Regions from separate parts of the Homo sapiens genome. Here all the other regions are linked to region 1. Evidence: chromatin loops called from intact Hi-C (ENCODE). Cell type or tissue: dorsolateral prefrontal cortex. All regions are shown on one strand. Region 1 overlaps LRRC1 (leucine rich repeat containing 1). Region 2 overlaps LRRC1 (leucine rich repeat containing 1). Region 3 overlaps LOC101927189 (a long non-coding RNA gene). Region 4 overlaps LRRC1 (leucine rich repeat containing 1).

The links. Peaks named below come from ENCODE experiments on the same cell type or tissue, not always from the same donor. Only the 100,000 strongest peaks of a DNase experiment are listed, where the experiment ranks them.
Region 2: a loop joins it to region 1, with 2.2 times the contacts of the local background. A loop is called at or near these places in 6 of 110 quality-filtered maps.
Region 3: it touches region 1 in a loop (3-fold over the local background); 3 of 110 quality-filtered maps call a loop at or near these places.
Region 4: it touches region 1 in a loop (19-fold over the local background); 4 of 110 quality-filtered maps call a loop at or near these places.

What each region holds. Positions count from the first base shown.
Region 1 is chr6:53,908,177-53,913,176 of GRCh38, reverse strand. All of the region lies in intron 10 of LRRC1 (leucine rich repeat containing 1), which reads right to left. Among named protein-coding and RNA genes, the nearest start is that of MLIP-IT1, 88 kb to the left of the region's middle. In dorsolateral prefrontal cortex, no CTCF peak of the experiment used is centred here; a DNase peak (open chromatin) is centred at 2,186; H3K27ac peaks cover 4,320 bases.
Region 2 is chr6:53,860,632-53,865,631 of GRCh38, reverse strand. All of the region lies in intron 2 of LRRC1 (leucine rich repeat containing 1), which reads right to left. Among named protein-coding and RNA genes, the nearest start is that of LRRC1, 68 kb to the right of the region's middle. In dorsolateral prefrontal cortex, a CTCF peak has its summit at 2,433; a DNase peak (open chromatin) is centred at 2,701; H3K4me3 peaks cover 961 bases; H3K27ac peaks cover 3,085 bases.
Region 3 is chr6:53,965,625-53,970,624 of GRCh38, reverse strand. The region is part of intron 1 of LOC101927189 (a long non-coding RNA gene); the gene reads right to left. Among named protein-coding and RNA genes, the nearest start is that of MLIP-IT1, 31 kb to the left of the region's middle. In dorsolateral prefrontal cortex, no CTCF peak of the experiment used is centred here; no DNase peak of the experiment used is centred here.
Region 4 is chr6:53,835,972-53,840,971 of GRCh38, reverse strand. All of the region lies in intron 1 of LRRC1 (leucine rich repeat containing 1), which reads right to left. Among named protein-coding and RNA genes, the nearest start is that of LRRC1, 43 kb to the right of the region's middle. In dorsolateral prefrontal cortex, a CTCF peak has its summit at 2,761; a DNase peak (open chromatin) is centred at 2,941; H3K4me3 peaks cover 1,369 bases; H3K27ac peaks cover 4,741 bases.

The sequences.
Region 1 (5,000 bases):
GCCTGCTCATAAAAGCACACAAATCAACACCTCCATCCACACCAAATTTGATTACCATTTTTTTAAAGTAAGCAATTTAAAGGTAACTGAGTTTTGTATGAGTCTGGTCTTCAAAAAGGAACATAAACACACAAAAAAATCCAATGATTCTCTTGAACAAATTGGCGGTGGTTTTTACAGTCAGGAAAACTGAATCAAGAGGGCAGAAAAATAGCTTGATCCCAGACACAACATTCTGCAGGACTCCATAAAGTACTACATTCTTCTTGTACTCACTCTCCTGACTAAGGGCAATTGCTAGAAAAGGCTCATGAAGGAACCTATTGATGTCTCTCCAACACATGGAAAAATACTACTCCAGAGCCTCCCACTTGTGAAAGAGCACAAGACTTGAATGGTCAATGATATCTGAATATATCTTCTGCCCTTTTCTATTTATACATGTGTTTAATATATGTATAAAATATCTTCAAAAGCAGAATGCATATTTTTGTGAATGGCTACATAATTACTTTCATACATAATCTTTTTATTTCCTCCCTTAAAAATATAAAGATTTCAAAATAATGTATTGAACCACAATATTTAACCATAATGTATATAAAAGAAAAATAAATATATAAGTAAATGTAGACTAACATTTGTCTCTGGTCATGTGGAAAGCACCCAGATATGTAGAAAGGCTTTTAGATTACTCCCTTTAGTCTCCGCATTCACATATTTCTCATCCCAGCAAAAATGGTCTAGTCATTATACCCTAAATACATTTTTATATTTTTGATCCCATTGTTTTTTATAGAAATGCCTTTTTAAATCTTACCAATGATCCAAAATTAGCTAAACATCGTCTATTCCTCCATTGAGTCTTCACAGAACGCTTTGGTCCATATAATAACACGCATTTCATAATTACGGTCTAACCCTCTGACAGCACAAAATACCACATGAAGAACCCTAAGATCATTTACCTGAGTTACAGCTTATTTGCACATGTTTATGTACACTCAAGGTACTTGGCAAGTATAGTATTCACGCTATCTACCCACCATGCATAGCCTCTCTGCCCACTAAATTTCTCATTTACATATGTTTATACACTTTATTTACTTACTTGTGAAAGACCTCTACTTAAAAGTTATCTGCCTCTATGTGTAGCAGTGGAGACAACAAAACTCTTTTTTGTTCCAGTAAGAATCACCAGAGTAGCCTTTCTTAGGTTTTAGAAACATCAAGCCCCAATATAGTGTGGATTTCCCATATGGCTGAGCATATTCTCCCTCCCTTGAGGAAGGGAATCAACAATTCTACCTAGGTGCCCAGAAATATCATGGAAGGAAAGCAATCAAAACCCTGATCCTTTTGATGATCAATATTATTAGAGTCTCTGATAAATTTAGACAATCCTGACAAAGATCTACTCATGAGAAAGAATGACTAGGTTCCCATGGGGCACCCTTGCCGCATCCCTGCTCCAGGTGGAGGAGCTTCGGTGTCAGGCTGGGGTTCAGAGGTACGGCTGCATGCCCTGAAGGAGAGCTTCCAAGTCAGCAGTTGGCTGAGGCTGAAGACCCCCGCTAGCGTCCTGATCTAGCTTTGAAGAGACAGGATTTATGTGTGACCCAAGGGGGGCAAAGCAGATATTATCATTCATATGATCGTCCGGATGGGATAATCAGCTCCTGGAAGACATACAGAGCTGGGACTGCATTTTAATTCTGGGCATCTTGTCTTGAAGCTGTCCACTGCCCTCCCACCACACCAACCTGTAAGATATCTGTTTTGGGGCCCTACTGCTATACCATGTGAACATTTTCAATTTGTATCATATGCATATATTATGTAGTCAAAAAAATTAATTAATTAAAGTGGGTCAGAGAAGGCTCTAAATAAATGTTCTGGACAAGATCCATTAATCATTTGGGAACATATTGTGTAAACTTCAATGAAGTGTGTGAGCTGTCTACTGTGTGTTATTGTTTCATTTTTCTTTTTCCTTTCCCACTCTAATCTCACACCCATTTGAGACGTCAAGGGGTGGAAAGCAATTGCGTACAAGAGCCTCTTAGGCCCTCTGGGTTGTCAAAGCAGGCAGTGTGACCTCCTGATCTCTATTGTCTATGGTTTATGAAAAACAATGCCAACAAAGAGCACATGTTGTTGCAGAGTGTGCTAGGGATGCCTTAATCACCCCACAAAGGCACATGCTGTCCCAGCGAACATTCACATAAACACAGCCCTCTTTCCAAATCAGCCAGGAAGGGATGGCACAACCTTTGGTTTTTAGAAAAGATTATTAAGCATTCAAACCCATAACTGAAAAGATATAGTTCATTATAGACGTCAGAGGGAGATGCGGTATGATGGAGGGAGCGGATGCTTTGAGACCATACAGACCTGGGCTAGAATTTAGGCTCAGTCATATGTTTTGTGGTTTTGGATATGTTACTTTAACCAAAAGTAACAATAATGATTAACTTAAATGAAACCACATATATAATTTGGCGCCTATCATAGAAACTGGCCTTTTGCTGTTGCCAAATAAATGTGGTAGCTATTTTTTTTTCCAGGAAATAAAAACCTCAGATCCAAATGATGAGTACAATCAACACCTGAATACCTACTATGTTCTTAGAACTGTACTGATGCTGGCAGTCTCTTTCCTGAACTTACCCGAATGTCTTAAAAAACCCATCTCCCTAACGATGTATCGCAGTGACATTTTGTATTAATAATAATGAAGACTGACATTATACACATCATTCATATATATTTTGGCTTTCTCTTTTGGGTTCAGGAGGCAGAGTTTACAGGTTTCTCAGTGGTAATCAGGATAAAATGTATCACTTAGAAGTTCTGGGAAGCAGAGTCACTGTTTAAATAACTTATTACCAGTTATGTAGGAAGCTGATATTTTTAAGCTTCCCTTAAACCACATAATAGCACCTTCCCAGAATACAAGGGGTTGGACTTGGATTCTCTGAGAATTATGGAATATAGCTGAGAATCTTTGTCCAGCCATTTTGTGTCTCTCTTAATTCAAAATGATACTCTCCTTAGCTGTTATGCACTGATTTAACCCATCTCAAGAAAATAGGTTCTGCAGATTATTGAGCAAACCTCTGCTCAGGTCAACTTTCACTAGGTATTAATTGCCTGCAGGTTAGCTCACCCAAGGAGGAGATCATGAGACAGATTCAGTGATTCAAAAAGGGAGCCTATGTTAGTCACGTCTGTTTATCTTCCATTTTTTAAATGCTTGCCTTAAGTATAAGGGAACTTTCACTTTCCTTCAGTATATTCCTTTTAATATTATTTGTAACATAATTGAACACACACCCCATTGGCAAAAAAAGAAAAGTGTACAATAAGTAAAATCTGGCCAAAACGCAATTTGAACAAAAATAATATGAAGCATAATTTTAGAATCCCATCATCTATGGCATATTATTCAAATGTTCCCTACTTCATAAATATTTTTGGCAATTGTGTGGCTTTGGGATTCCCTGAATTCTGAGGCCACTGACATCAAAATATCCACTAATAGCTACGGAATTCTTTTTTTTTTTTCTGATTATAAAAAAGTACCTTACATTGATTAGAAAAATAAAAACTAAACATACATGCACAGGAAAGCACAATGAAAAAAAATCAAATCTTACCACAAAGGGATAATCAGTATTAACATTATGAGGTACAATCTTCCAGTACCACTGCCTTGCATTTGTGATTATACATACACACTTTAACAATGCTTCTAAGAGGACTTTTATGGACCACATAGTTATTTCCTTCTATGGATGTATCACAGATTATTTAAGAAACTGCCCAGGTTAGACAATGCTAGTTAGGTCTGCCACTTCTTTGCTGTGTGACTCTGGACAAGTGACTTAACCTCTCTCAGTCTTAGTTTCACAATCTGTTGGACATTGAAAATGGTTTACCTATACCTCATAGAACTGTTGTGATAATTAGATAAGAATAAGTGCAAAAGCCCTTGGCACCATGCCTGGCACATGTTAGCTGCCTCTGTGGACACTTGGTATGGTGCCTGCTCCCATGTATAATGTGAGAAATGTTCTTGTACATCATTCTTAGTGTATATCCATAAATGTTTTCCTAGACGTGGAATTGCAGAATCAAAGGGTACGCACATTTCTAAAGTTTTTACTATTATCATATTCCCTTCCAGAAAGTCATAATAATTTATATTTACATGATAATATATATTTCCCTCCACCCTTGCCAAAATTTGGCATTATTAAATTTTTTTGTGAATACTGATGAGGCTGAAATTGTTTCACATTAGTTGCCATTTCTATTTGTTCTTGTGTGAATCACTTGCTGGTTTTTGTGGAAGTTTCTTTTTGTCTACTTCTCTATAGTAAATACATCTTTTCCTTATTGGTGTAGAAGAACTTCTAATAGAGTAAAGACAGATCTCTCATTTAAGATGCCTTAAATGTCTCCCTGCCCCCTTTCAAGAAAGTAAAGGCTGCTTTTACCTTCTTGAAGATCAGAAATCGAATTTTCCTGTAGACAATCCATCAACTATTTTTTATGACTTATTTCAAGTTTAGGAATTACTTCTCCATCTTGAAATTTGATGGTCAACTATATTTTATCTAATATTTTTATATTCTATATCATGTCTTTAATCAATAATTCATTTTAGAATACAACGGAAACTTATACTGAAAGAATTTTGAATTGCAATAATAAGAAGGCAGAAAAACTATCCACAAAATGAATATTCTATCACCACAGGCATTTCTGAGTATCATAGTAATATTTATGGGTAATTAATATTTACAGGTTGCCTGACTGAAAAAAGCTTTGATGAATGATCTGCAAATGCTATGTTGCCTCATCTGACTGGGTAAGTGTGGCTTAGTTGGCGTCTCTTTCATTTGGACTTAATGGAGACAAAAAGAAAACAGGACCCTAAACTTGGATATAAGCTCAATTTCTTCTAGCCAAAAACTCTTTATGGTCTGGCTCTC
Region 2 (5,000 bases), 48 kb after region 1:
ACCCTCACTGCCACATCGCTGATGTTAAAACAAATCAGAGACAAACAAAAAATAATATGGCATAAACAAATAGTACCCTCAATAATAAAACTACTCCACGAACTGTCCCATCAAGAGGTCCAGAGGCAGAGGGAACCCTAACAGGAATCAGCAATTGCATGTAGATATCAAAGACTAACAACCTTCTGCACAGACATTCTTTACGTCACCTTGGGACTTGCTCAAGATAAACAATTTCCCCATTTGAGTCTAATTACGTTTGTGTTTTGAGTGTTTAAGGAGAAAATATATAAGATGTGACCTACAGGTAAGCCCACTTAGGTTTTCCTTCTCATGCTTCTCATGTAAACTATTAACATCTGTACTGATCACCTTCTATATTTACCAATATTAAAGTGCTATGGATAATGCAAAAGCAAGATTACATAGAACTTGATCTTCTTCCCATACAACACTGTCCTCTACTATGAGAGGAGAGGAATTATTACAGCAGATTAATATTCTTGTTAGCACACTGAATTCTCAAAATGCTACATCAACTCCTGCTAAGAAAATGTGCACTATGGCTCATCCTGGCCGATGCTGAGCTGGCGCCTGTGCTCCAGCTGGCTGCCATGGTATCAAGAGTGCACACGCAATCGCCTCCTTTCAGCCATATGGACACTTTATATTTTTTAAGCACAATATTTCTATTTCCAATGAAAATCTGGAATTGCTTTCCAACTATCGATTGCTCAAAGAAGGCTTTGTTAAAATTAGTCACCTGACAGCTGGTGTCACTGCCACTTTAGACATAAGTGGTAAGTCCTAGGCACTGGGAGAAACAGCAGAGGACAGGCTCAGATCAGGAAAAGTGCAAAGGGGAATGAATTACTTCCCTCCAAGCCCTCTTTGACTATATAACTCCACACAAGAAGAGCTGCCATTTTTGAGGGCCTGTTATGTACCGGGTATCATGACTGGCACTTTGCATGCATTCTCTCTAATCTTTGCCACAAGTATTGAGATAGATAGCAGGAGTCCCATTAACAGATGCAGAAGCAGGCTTGGAAACATTAAATAAATTGTCCAAGGTCATTCTGCTGACATGTGAAAGAGCAGGGCTCTGAAATTCCAGCCATCTGCCTCGTGGCCGAGGAAGACTGCAAAGTAGCGGTTGAGGGTCTGAAGTCAGATTTGATCAGCTCCAGATACATTGCAGGAGTCAAAAATGCTGGAGGAATGCATATGGAGAGACAAAATGAGGAGTCAGAAACAAAGCCTGAGGTTCCAAGATACCATTTGGTACTCATTTTACACAGAGATGGGGGTGGATGAGCAGTGTGGGGAGAGAGGAAGCAAGTTTGCCGGGAAGTGAACCTGCTGTTATGAGGAGGGGAACAAGACACAGGCTTCTGTGGAGACCCAGGAGGCAGAGGGGAAGAGAACTGCGGAGTAGTCCCAGAAGTCAAAAGAGCAGAGAGTCACCCAGAGGGGGGATCATTGTGGCAACACAACAGGTAAGACAGACGTGGGCCTGGCTGTCAGGAATCCGTGGTCATCTTTGAGAGGACAAGGGCAGAGTGGTTTGAGGGAACGCCAAACTATTTTTACAAAGATTGAGAAGGCAGTAGATAAAGAGGAGGCAGACAGAGTGAGCATGCACAGTTGTTGTCAAATTCTAGTCGGAGACACAGTATTCACAGTTGGCAAAATGAAAGAAGTGGAGAGAAAGGTTTTCTGATAATAAAGCTGAATTTATTTACTTAAAAGGACTGTTGTTTAATCTGAGATTATATCCTGACTAGTGGGTTGAAATCTTTGTCTTTTACTAAATGACGGTGATATATTTTTATTATCAAAATAGTTAGCAATCCTGTGTCAGATCCCATTAAAAAAATTACACTGTTCTGTTAAATCTCCACATCTGAGAACATGGGGTAGAGTATACCTTCAAAAAGCCTGGCAACCAGAAGAGAAAAAGGGTGAATAGCTTGAGGAGAATACCAAGGTCAAGGGAAAGTTCATTCTGATGTTTTCGGGTTTGACTTATCTGGAAAATCTGAGGAGCTAGCAGAGAGGTAGACAAGACAAACAAAGTCCTTCTTCAGAAGGCAGCAAGGACAGCCACAGAGCTGAAGGGAGGGCTTGAACATAAAGACTTCAGAGACCTATCTACGTGGAGAGATGAAGAAGAGCCCGGGAGCGGAAGACCTGGAACAGTGTAAGAAACCCCATACATCGAAAACAGGCTCTTGGGATGAGATTCACTCATCCACAGAAGAGGCAAACGACAAAATCCCATGATCCTAAGAAGGAAATGAGGTGTCACAATAGGAAACCCTTCTGGGCAAAAATGAACACTGCATCTACTTGGCAATGCTATGTAAAGGGAGGAGGGCAGGGAGGAAGGGCCACAGGGCAGAAAACATAGGATCCTATTATGTATGAAAACCATGAATCCAGACCTGGCCAAGAATGGAATTCAAAAGCTATAATGAATAAAACAACTAGCAGTGAACAGAACAAGCATGTAAAAAGAGATGCTGACAGGCTGTAGTAAAATACTGAATGCTGTGACTTTGGGTACATTCAGTACATCATATTGCTTGATTTAGAATTATTTACTACTAGGATAAAACAAAGTCCTTGTGTGCCAAACAGGCTGGCTGATTAAGACAGTTTGAATGCCGTGCTGTGGGCTGCCTGACTCAATCCTGCTTAAAAATATCTGGAATTGTCAAACAAGACTAAATATGAATCCATGAGCCAAGTCTGCATTTGCTACCACAGCTGTTGTTCCGGGTGTGCAGGGGGAAAAAAATGTTAAATGGAGAATTTTTTTCAAATGCATCCCATTTATCATATTATTCCAACCACCACAGACTCACTGAGGAGGCAGCCAGCCTTGTAGACAAAGCCATAATTCCAAGCAGCCTTTCCAGAGCATACACAGGCTGAGCGGCATGGGTCTCCTGATGGTACAGAAGGGGAGGCAGGAAAGAGAGACGGCCTTTGTAAAATTTTATTTTGCACAATTCTTGGTACTTGCGCTGGCAGAAATTTTTCCTAATCAAAAAGGTTTTCACCTAAAGCCACAATTACCAAAATAACCCTTATACCTCAGCTTTTCCTCCCACACGGAGTTGGCTTAAATAAACACAAACATGTCCTGGGGTACAAGATGCTGATTCACACACACACAAAGTAAAGGTGAATTCCAGAATATTAAATGTGAGGTTTCATATGGGATAATGTGCAGAAAAAAATGTGGACAGTTTGGCACTTTTTACTTACTCTTCTTCCAAAACTATATACATAAACATACACACACACACACACACACACACACACACACACACACACGATTCAGGTTAATGGCTACTTCAAGAAGACAGCAATCAAATATCAAAAATGAGGGGAAAAAAGTTGTATTCATCTGATACATATCTTTCACTCAACATTACAGCTCATTTTAATCATTCCCATTTAATATGGCCAAAATTACAACTACTGGTATGTTCATACCAGAATTCTCTAGAGAAATGGAGTCTTCCAATGGATGAATGCTTTGATCCAGAAATGAAGTCTTTAACTTTCTCTGAAGTCTTCTCCACCTTCCTTAGGCCATGGGAATCTTTTCCTCCCCTGAACAGCAAATAAGCCTCTATGGTCAGGCTCACTCTTTCGGCATGAATTCAATGCTACCAGCTTCCATCCCTCTGTGCTGCCTTTCTAAGCAACACTTATCTTTCCAAATAGGATCTATGATTCTTGTCAGCTGGGACAGACATCCTACTATGTGTTCTCCTCTCACACGCCCGAACTATAGTGTTTGTCAATTAGAGACTCAGCCACAGGCTGAATGAGTCATTCAGACCCAAAAAACCTTCTCTGGGTAACACACAGAGAAGGTGAGAGGAGGGTGCAGGGCCAGGAGTGAACACACTTTTCCAGAAGGGCAGGAGAAGCCCTTTGGCCCAGATAAACTAGCTAGAACACTGATTCTCAATAGTCTCACCACTGTTTTCCAAAGCACATCCCTAATCCAGGTTTAATATAACCACTGGTTATCCCAGAGGCTGGGGATTCTCAAACTTCAGAGCACAAAAGAATCATCTGACCCGCTTAAAGAATGGTCTGGTCCCACTCCCAGCGACTGATTCAGCAGATCTAGGATGACGAGAAGGAATTTACACTTTAACCCAGCACTCTTGGAGATTCAGATAAAGGAGGTCTAATGGCAACCTCTAAAAAACACTGAGGGATTTAACTTTAGTGGTTCTCAGCTCTGGCTGAGATCAAAATCACCTGGGACCACCGTCCCCTGAGAATTGGAAAAGTCAGCCTGGGGTAGGACTCGGGCATTGTTCAAGGACATTAACAACAACACCTACATGCAGGTAGGTGAATCTAACATGCAGTTGAGAACCACTGCCAATGAGGACCTGGCCATTTTATTTTATTTTTTTTTAACTTCTATTTTAGGTTCAAAAGGTACACATGCAAATTTGTTACATGGGTAAATTGTGTGTCACAGGAATCTGGTGTACCAGGTAATCAGCATAATAATACCCAATAGGCAGTTTTTCAATCCTCAACCCTTCTCTCACCCGTCACCCTAAAAGCGGCCCCAGTGTCTGTCGTTCCCTTCTGTGTCCATGTGTTCTCAGTGTTTAGCGCCCACTTATAAGTGAGAACCTGCATTATCTGGGTTTCTGTTCCTGCGTTAATTCCCGTAGGATAGTGGCCTCCAGCTCCGTCCATGTTGCCCTGCCCATTTTAGTGTGGTATCTGACAATTACTCATGGCTCCCATCCACACTTCACCCCCATAATAAAGCTATTTCTGCTCTTACATTGAAGCAGATCCAACCTTTAGAGCCTGCACTGAAGGCTTTGTTAAACTGCCTCCAATGGGAAGTAACAATAGCAATGTGACAAGGGAAAGCTGTTTTGTTTAGTTGCGGATGGGGAAAGGAGGTGGTGGGAAATGGATGAAAAGCAGGACTGTTTGGATCT
Region 3 (5,000 bases), 57 kb before region 1:
ACACAAAAATATATGCAGAGGCTAAAAAAGAGTTCTGAGAAATCAAAAATATGATAGCATAAATGTAAAACTCAGTAGAAGGAAGAAGAAATATTCCAGAAAGTAATATATTCCAGAAAGTAAAAGACAAAAGGATAGAAAATGGAAATTTATTTAATAAAAAATAGAAAATTAGGAAAGTCCAGTAGGTCAAAGATCCAAATAACAGAAAATCCAGAAACAGAGCACAGAGAAAAAAAGAGAGTAAATAGTTAAGAAAGTAATACAAAATAATTTTCCCGTAATTGAAGGAAATTAGTTTTCACATTGAAAGGGATACAAAGTTCTAATATAATGAACGAATATAGACCTCAATGAAGGCATGTCATTGTGAAATTTCAGAACAAGAGTAAAGCAGAGAAGAGCCTAAAAACACCAATGTTTTGTTCTTTTTGATTAAGAGTCAGAACAGTATTGCATCATTCAACAACACTAGAAGCTAGAACCCAAAATTATAAGGGGAAAAGATTTTCAACCTAGAATTCTGTATCTAAACTATTGAAAAAATATCCAAATAAAATAAATATATATTTTTCTTTTTTTTTTTTTTTTTTGAGACAGAGTCTCACTCTGGCACCCAGGCTGGAGTGCAGTGGTGCAATCTTGGCTCACTGCAAGCTCCATCTCCCCAGTTCACGCCATTCTCCTGCCTCAGCCTCCCAAATAGCTGGGACTACAGGTGCCCACCACCACGCCCAGCTAATTTTTTGTATATTTAGTAGAGACGGGGTTTCACCGTGTTAGCCAGGATGGTCTCGATCTCCTGACTTTATGATCTGCCCACCTCAGCCTCCCAAAGTGCTGGGATTACAGGCGTGAGCCACCGTGCCTGGCCAAAAATATTTTCTGATAATGTAAGATCTGAAAAAAATCTTTTTTTGAATACATCTTTCTCAGAAAACTACCAAAGAACATGTTCAACCAAAACAAAGGAGTAAACTAAGAAACAGGAAAACAAGGGAACCAAAAACAGGCAATCCAACATAATAGAGAAGTTTAAAAAATCTGTAGGGAGATGGGGGGAATTCCCAAGAACATAACTCTGGACCAAGTCTTGAGAGTAACTAGGAGAGTTTAGGACAAGTTGGAAGGCCCCAACAGGAATTTTTTCAAGAAGATGACTAGACAAAATTTAATGTGGCTGATTAAATTTGGACAACTGACAGAATTTAGGATTGAATTAGGAATAAACATAGAAAACAACTAAGTAAATAATGAGTATTAACTCCAAGGAAAATAAAGTATTTTACAAGAAAGAGTAATCATAGTATACCAGTTGGCTTATCTGTAAATAGCATTTTTATAGTCAAAATAACATTGAATATTGATCTAACCAAAATTGTGCTCCGCTTCACTAGGAGAGCAGGAGAGGAATAGAAGTAAACATGTATGATAGGTCAAAAGAGAAGCTATGAAGCAAAGGATATCAAGCAATACATTACGACTAAAACTACAAAAGTGTAGTAACAATAAAGTTGTAGCAAAAGAAGTAACAATATAAATCTGCTATATAGAGATATGGAGAAAATGTATTTTTAAGAATAGCTCTATTAGTTGAAAATGCTGCAGAGGAGTAGAAATTTGGGAGAATGGTTAGGGATACCAGTGAGTTGCTGTTTTTTGTTAAAATCCCTGTAGAGGGATTTCTCATTTCTTAACCTATGTGCATATGTAGTTTTAAATAGTTTAAATATAAAGTACTTATTCTTTTTAAAAATAATTTATCCAATAAAAAAATTACTGAATTAATTTTCTTCTTACTCTTACCACAAATAATTTAAAGTTAATATCAAAAATATAGTTCATAAACAAAAAAGTAAGCACAAATATAGAAGGAAATCAAGAGAAAGGAGAAAGAATACAAGTTTCTTAAAGAATTCCAAATTAATAGTAACACTTTTGTCTCTCTCCTCAACTGAAAGAAGTGAACACATAAAAGCTACTGTGATTTTGTGTGAGGTGTTTGTTTAGCGTTGCTTTGTTTTTATGAGAAGGAGATCTCTATAATTTTTTTAATGTTAAAAAGTTGTTCTCATATTTCCAAAAGCTGAGAACCACTGAGCTAGAAAATTGTTTATGACTCACAATTTTGAGCTGATCTAGTTTTCAAAAGTGAATGCATCTTGTTAATGTTCACATATCAACTCTGCTTCTCCCAAAGGACAACCACATGAAATAGAGGCAGTTATTTTTCCTGTAGGCCTCAGGATGTTTTTAAAGTATATATACATAAGTGGAATATCTGCACTAATGCTACTAATCCCAGGTGCATTTCTGCAAATGGGGATTTCTGTGAATCCATTCCTCTGAGAAATAAGCATTTTTATATCTGCTGTGTGTTCTGTTTGTCTAAATTATAGATGTAAAAGCCTAGGAAACCGGCAAGGATTTGTGTTGTGGTTTTTTAAAAAATAATATTCAAATTACATTAGGTACACTATGAGCTCCTAATAGTATTCCATGTTTTGTATTTTCTAACATTTGCATTTATTAAGCCAGAAGCTTAAACTGCAAACACCCAAGTCATGAATTTGGATAAGAAAGTTCTGAAGATTTTGATTCTAAGTTGGTTCATTTTATTTTCTAATATTTGTATTTCTCTTCACAAATAGCTATGATTTACCTAATAGGAAATTCACCAAAATATTAGGGGACATTGTTAATTTCTTTATGTGGAATCTGCATTTTCTAAAAGAAGAGCAGACCTGGAGGGAATAGCAAGAGCCGGCGATGACAGTGGAGGTCCAAGTGGCTCTGACAAACAGGTATTTGGATGTTGGAGTCTGAGACGTGGAGAAAGGGCTGGGCTGAAGAGATACATTTGGGACATCTGTGTTATAGAAGTTGCATTTAAAGCCAAGGGGATTCCTACGGTCACTGAAAGCAAGAGAACACAGTGAAGAAAGAAAAGCTCAAAGACTGAGGTCTAAAGAAATGCAAAACTTAAAGGACAGGTAAAAGATAAGGGAGACTCCAGAAATGCAGGAAGGAAACAAGGAAACCATGATGCTACAGAAGCCAAAGGAATGTCCTCAGGGTGTTTCATGAAAAAGGGAGTGTTGGTGCTTAGATTCACTAAGAGAAGGAGTAGAAGTTGTCACTGAATTTGGCATATATATCAAGCACATAAATAGTGGTTGAGGTTGATAATCATGAATTGATAGTGCTATTATTCCACTGGATTGTGGTTCTCTCTGCCAAGATTAGGAATTGACAGAGAGTAAAGAGTTGGGCTTATTCAGTGTTAGGGTTAGCCAGGCGAGAGACACAAAAGAAAGGTAGACAGAGGAATGAAAGTATTTACAAGAGAGTAATTATAATAATAGATTATGGAATCTGGCCTGGAAAGGAACAAAGTAAAAACATATTTTTACTTTGGACAGATTGATATTAAAAATAGCCTAGCAAGAACCATCTTTTGTTTATTATTTTTTCTTCATTTTTTATGTTTTTTCCCTTAGGATAGATTTCTAAAAGTAGAATCATTAGATCAAATGGTATAATTTTTTTTAAATTATTGATACATGCTGCCAAATTGCTTTCAAAAAAGTTCACGGCATCTTAAACTGGTCAACAAAGCATAACATTGCCTGTCTCCAAACTAGTCAACTTCAAGAAAGCTAAATATACATAATATAAGAAGAATAATATACAAGGTTTGATTGACATTAAAATTTTATCATCTCTGAAACCAAGTAAATTAGCTCCTACGTTTCCTTTACTCTCCTCCTACCCATGCATCCCTCTTTCTTGATCTTTTTCAGTTTCCGTTATAAAATAACCCTTTCCACATTGAGTAATTCTGCTTCAACTCAAAATCCTTAAAGTAGCTGTAGGTACTTTATTCAAGGAAAAGTTGAGCAAAAAGTTTTTAAAAATTATTATATGAACAAAAAAACTGGTTTTATTGCAGCAGCAAATATTCTCCCTCTTCTCCCACGCTCCCTTCTCTCTTTCTGCCTCTTTCTCCCTCTCTCTCTCTCTCACCTCCCCATCTCTCTCATATTTTTGGTCACTAAGAATTTAAGAAAGAAACAACTACAAGTGACTCTCACTCTTCTCTCCCTTGTAGCTAATTTGAGTCAGCATTTTCCTAACAGACCTAAAAGCTTTTACATAGATCCTTATGTTCAGAGCTTATTCCTAAGTGAAAGGAGAAAACAACCAGGATAGTGGCAAGGCAAACATGTCAGTCAGCCCATGCATAGATTGCTAAAGAGTTTTTATAAAACTCGGTACGATGATATCTTCTATATTCATATGTTTTTCCAATAAATGATTACCATTTCTAGGGCTTTGCATAACTTAAGAGAAAGACCGTTATTCCCTGGAGATTCTATCATGACCTATGGAACCTAAGGATGATAAGAGGAATAAGATATCATATGGCTCTAAATTTCTTTTTTTGTGTGGTGAGGGGGACAAAGTCTCACTCTGTTACCCAGGCTGTAGTTCTGTGGTGTGATCTTGGCTCACCGCGAACCTCTGCCTCTCATGTTCAAGCAATTCTCCTGCCTCAGCCTCCCAAGTAGCTGGGATTACAGGCGCGCGCCACTGCACCCGGCTTATTTTTTGTATTTTTAGTAGAGACAAGGTTTCACCATGTTGGCCAGGCTGGTCTTGAACTCCTGACCTCAGGTAATCTGCCTGCCTCGGCCTCCCAAAGTGCTGGGATTACAGGCGTGAGCCACCGCGCCCAGCCTCTAAATCTCTTAAAGAATTAGAAACTAAAATCCAGAGCAGTTAAGTACCTGGTTCAGGAAACACAGCCAATCAGTAACTAATTTCAGACAAAGACTGAGTCACTGTCTCCTGAGCCAGTTCTGCTCTTGTCGTCCTCATGATAGGCAGATGTATGCAAATTGGTAGACAATGAAGATGTTTCTGGGTATAAGTGGTGAAAACATCAATAACCTCACATCAGATGTTACAATACAAGATAAATTTTCTATATCATACTA
Region 4 (5,000 bases), 72 kb after region 1:
TGATCTCCACTGCCACATGCAAGAAAGAGAATGTGCGCGCACGCACACACACACACACACACACACACACACACACACACACACACAAACACATACCCCCCCACCCCAGAGGAAACAAACATGATGCAGGGAGCAGAAAAAATAATTCCTCAACCAAAAAATAATTAATATCCTCAGAGAAATCACAGATGAAGCAACATAACACCATAAAAAGCATAATTAGAAGAATTAGAAATAAGCTTTCAGAAAGTGAAAAATATTGTAGCATTGATAAAAGAATCCCATAAAAGAGGTGAAAAATAAAGTTAATAGAGTCCTCAGAAGGTGGAATAAAAAGACAAAAAGATGGGAAAGTGGGAGAAAAAAAGAGAGGAAAACTAATGGACCGGTTCACAAGGTACTACAAAGTAATTCGTAGTTGAAAGAGAGAAATACAGGAAACTGCAGGACATGCTTTTTCTGGTTTGAGAGGGCCCACCATGCGACCAATAAAATGAATGAAAAAAAAAGTACATACCAAGGCATACCATAAGATGTTAGAACTCCAGAAATTAGATTCTAAAAGTTTCCAGGCACAGGAAATAAAGGAAAAAGGTCTTAACAAAGAATTGGGTATCAGAATGGCACTGGACTCAAAAGCAACCTTGAAAGTAAGAGGGCAATAAAGCAATGCCTTCAAAATTCCAAAAAAATCATTATTCCCAACCTAAAATTATATACCCAGCCAAACTATCAATTAAGTATGATTACAGAATAAAAACATTTCAGTCACGCATGGTATCAAAAAGTTCAGTTTCCTTGCACCTTTCTCAGGACTCCATCAAAATATGTAAGTAAACTTAAAAGAAAAACAACCTGAGATCCAGGAAACAGAGAATCAACAAAACAGAGAAAGGCAAAGGAAATTCCCAGAATAAAATCATGAAGGGAATTCCAAAATGTTGCTTGAATATCAGGCCCCAAGAGCAACCCATCTACACTGCAGCAATATGACAGCTCCCAGAGGGAGGTTTTGAAAAAATAAATAAAAACACACCTGAGGAATTATCTGACATGTTTGGAAGTATCAAAGGAAATTTGCAACTCTTTCAGAATGTTTGGTGATAAATTAGAAATAGGCATAAAGAAAACAAAGCAAGCAAAAGGAAAGAGGGTTATTAATTCCAGGGAAAATATAAAGTGAAAGAATATATAATCATAATATAAAATTTGATTATGAACAGTACTTACAGTCATAACATTATAATATCTATATTGGTAAAACCAAAATTTATGTTATGTCAATATTGAGAGAATGGGAAAGAAACTGTAAGAACTAAAGCCTCATCTTCCACAAAAAGAAATCCATAAATAACTCAAAGAGGAAAAAAAATCAAGCCGCAAAAGTCATTTAGCAATATGGAGGCAAATATTCGCAGAAATAGTCAAAAGCCAGAAACCGGAGTGGGGAAGGAGGCAAGAGGCTGCTGTTTTTCACTGTCACACTAAACAGCTTATTAGATTTTTAAACTATTTGCATACATTACTCTGCTAAAAATAGAAATTGAATTTACAAATGAAGAAGTCTCTACTAAGATTACAGGATGCTCCAAATGTTAATTTTGTAGGATGCTAACATTTAATAGACTTTATCTTTCTTTTTTTTGTTGGTAAAAAAGATTGTATATTTATATAATCATACAATTGCCTCTTGGAAAGCAATTGAGCAATACGTAAAAGAAAAAATCTTTTCAAGTCCACTGAAATACTTCTGGACACCTGTCCTCATAACTGAAAATAATGCACAAATACATCTTTGCACTATTATGTGTAAAAATAAAAAACTAGAAAACATACATTTCAAATAAGAAAAATGATTGCATATTATTAAATAATTCAATATTATGCAACAATAAAAATAAATATTATAAAGACCACAGAACTTGAAAAAGATTTACCATGCAAATATAACTTAAAAAGAAAACAAAATTGCTGATACACTACATTAAAAAAGCATGTGTGCATGTGGACTGACAGGAAGAGAACAAAGAAGAAAAAAGCAGTTATGTTGGGTGACAAAGATAATGCATGAATGACTTTTTAATTTAAAAACCATATTTTTTTAAAAAATAAAATGAACTATAAATCTCAGCAAATGAATGCTACCAATTAGCTATACAAGATGATGAGGAAAGTGCTCAACTACAGGACTAATCCTTTGCATTTCTTTACTCATGCAGTTGAGATTTAATTTCTTAAGGAAAGATATTGAAATGTCTTTATACTGGCTGAACTAAAGCATCAGCCAGCACAAAAGCCATTCAATAGAGTCACGTATTTGAATAATTGAGCTTATGCCAATTGTACAGAGTCTTGACAGTTTCATAATACATCAATGTGTTTACTCAAGCATGAAAAGCTCACTTTGTTTTCTAGGAAAGGCATAATAGCAAAACTACAAAACCCATCACCATCTCCATACATTCTGGGACCATTCAGAAATAAGACAAGAAATCAAGTCAATAAGGTACTTAGATGTACAGTGAATAATAAGTTCACTTTACATCTGTGGAAACGATAACCTACAAATCCTCACATCCAATAGAAGTCATAACAGCATGCAAATTTAAGGTTTGGTTCTGCATGTTACCAGCATCCTCCACTAGAGCCTGTCACAAATACTACTTTATTCAACTTGGGAAGTACATGCCAGATGTAAAAACAACCCCATCTGACATGATCCCAAATGAAACCAGTAATTCCTTAATCCTTCCCTCATTATCCTGATGTGATCTTAATATGGTATCCAAAGATCAACACAATGCCAAGGAAACTGTATTAAATTCTCAAATATTCAGCTTCCTTAGAGAGTCAGGAAAAATAACTCACTAAGCTATAAACCCTTCTGCCTTGCCTTTGAGATCAGCCAGAGCCCATGAAAAACAATTCCTGTAGCTGTCTTGGCAGGAAGCCTCAGTGCAGTGCAACCATGTGACAGAACACACAGACACCATTCTTCAACTCTACCATGTTTGATTATAGCTCACTAACCCACTTAGAGCACATTCTGTACAATTATATGCAAAGGAACCCAAATTGCCTCGGGTTGTTATGCTACACCCATCTTCTTAGAGCCACCATTGCTTTTAGTAGATACAGCCTTTAATTTGGCTAAATGTTCTCCCATTCTCCATTTCTGACAAGATTCTTTTCCTTCTTTTTTGGTAAAGTGTTAGTACCTCCCTTCTGCTTTTTAGAAAGGGACAAAGAAAATCTCAGTCCTAGAAGAGCTGGGTCCCCTTTTATTATTATATGGCCAAGGATCAGTCAATTGTCCCCCAGTTGCCCAAACTTCTCCTCTGCAATATAGAGAAAACATAAACCATTGTTACAAATTCAAATGGAGAACAACTAATGTAAAAAATGCTATTAATTCCTGAAAAACTATGGGACTCCTAACTATAATAACACCAAATTTACTCACAGATTTCCTTCCCAGAGACATTCTAACCTATCACATACATCTTGACCCCTTTTCATCCTACATAACTCTCATACCATCCCTACTCCGGTCCCCATCAACCTAGACTGCCTTTTTGGTCAACCACCTGTATGTGGTTGCATGGTAAACCAACAGTTCTAATCTCAAGGTAAGATGCACAGTACACATCATTTGTGTCATCTGGTATTGTTCTTTTCTGTGAGACTTGCAAAAAGTGACTGTGACTTTGTTACCCAGAAGTTATACTACTAGGTATAGATCTTTAAAAAAAAAACTCTCACATATATTTTTTCCAGAATATATATATAAAAATGTGCTTGAAAGAATTATTTATAATACCCCAAAACTATAAAAACCCAAACACCCATAAATAGTGGATCTGATAGAGGTATTATACATTATTACAATGAAATTCTACACAGCAATGAAAATGAAAGCTTACCGTTAGTTATGACATGGATGAATCTTAGAGATAATGTTCAGTGAATAAAGCCAGGCACACAAAAATGCATACTATATTATTTCATTTATATGTTGAATAAATCACCTGAACTAATTTGTTTACAGATGCATACAGAGGCAATAAAACCCAAAAGGATAAGCAAAGAGTGATTCCTATAAAATCAGGTTAGTGGCTACCTCTAGATATAAGAGGGGGGATTATGATCAGGAAAAGCATTCAATGGAAGCAGAATATGTAATTTGATACAAGTTTTTGGAGTCATGGTAATGTTCAATTTCTTAACCTGAATGGCAGTGACAGATGTTCACTTTATAATTTGCTGTAAGCTGTAAATTTATGCTTTAAGTTCTTTTCTATATATGTGTTTTATTTCACAATAAAAAAAACTTTTTAAAGTTTTAGACTACTTACTAATTAGGAAGGAAAATACCAATTACCACTAAGGACATCCAATTATTTAATTCATCAAAGTTAATAATATTAAAGAGCAATGGCATTAGATCTAGAGGAGGAGGGAGAAGCGACCATTATAACCAAAACAACAATGATAATGATAATAATACAGCAGTTAACCTCTACTGAGGGACACTATATGTTTGGCAGTAAGCCAAACACTTTACATGGATTATACTCTTTAATCATCTCAAGGTTGCCGCAATACTGATACCTACGCATATAAGTTAGCTTTTACTGAATAACAAACCATCCCAAATTTGGTGGCTCAAAACTACATGGATTTTTATTCCTCACGTTTCTGTGCGTTGGTTAGGTAATTCCGCTGCTGCTCTCATCTGGACTCATGCATCTACATTTGGCTAGTGTCAGAAGGGCTGGAAGATCCATGCTGGCCTCACTGCTATGTCTAGCAGTTAGTGCCAGCTGCCAGCTAGAGCTCCTCTGTGCTCCACAAGGCCTCTGTCCTCCTCCCTTAAGCTAGAGTGGCTTTCTTATATGAAGCTCCCAGAGAGCATTCAAAAAGGGCAACGGCAAAAGCTGCAAGGACTCTTGGGGCCTAAGCTTGAAATTTGCCTGATGTTGTCCTTTCTGCCAATGGAA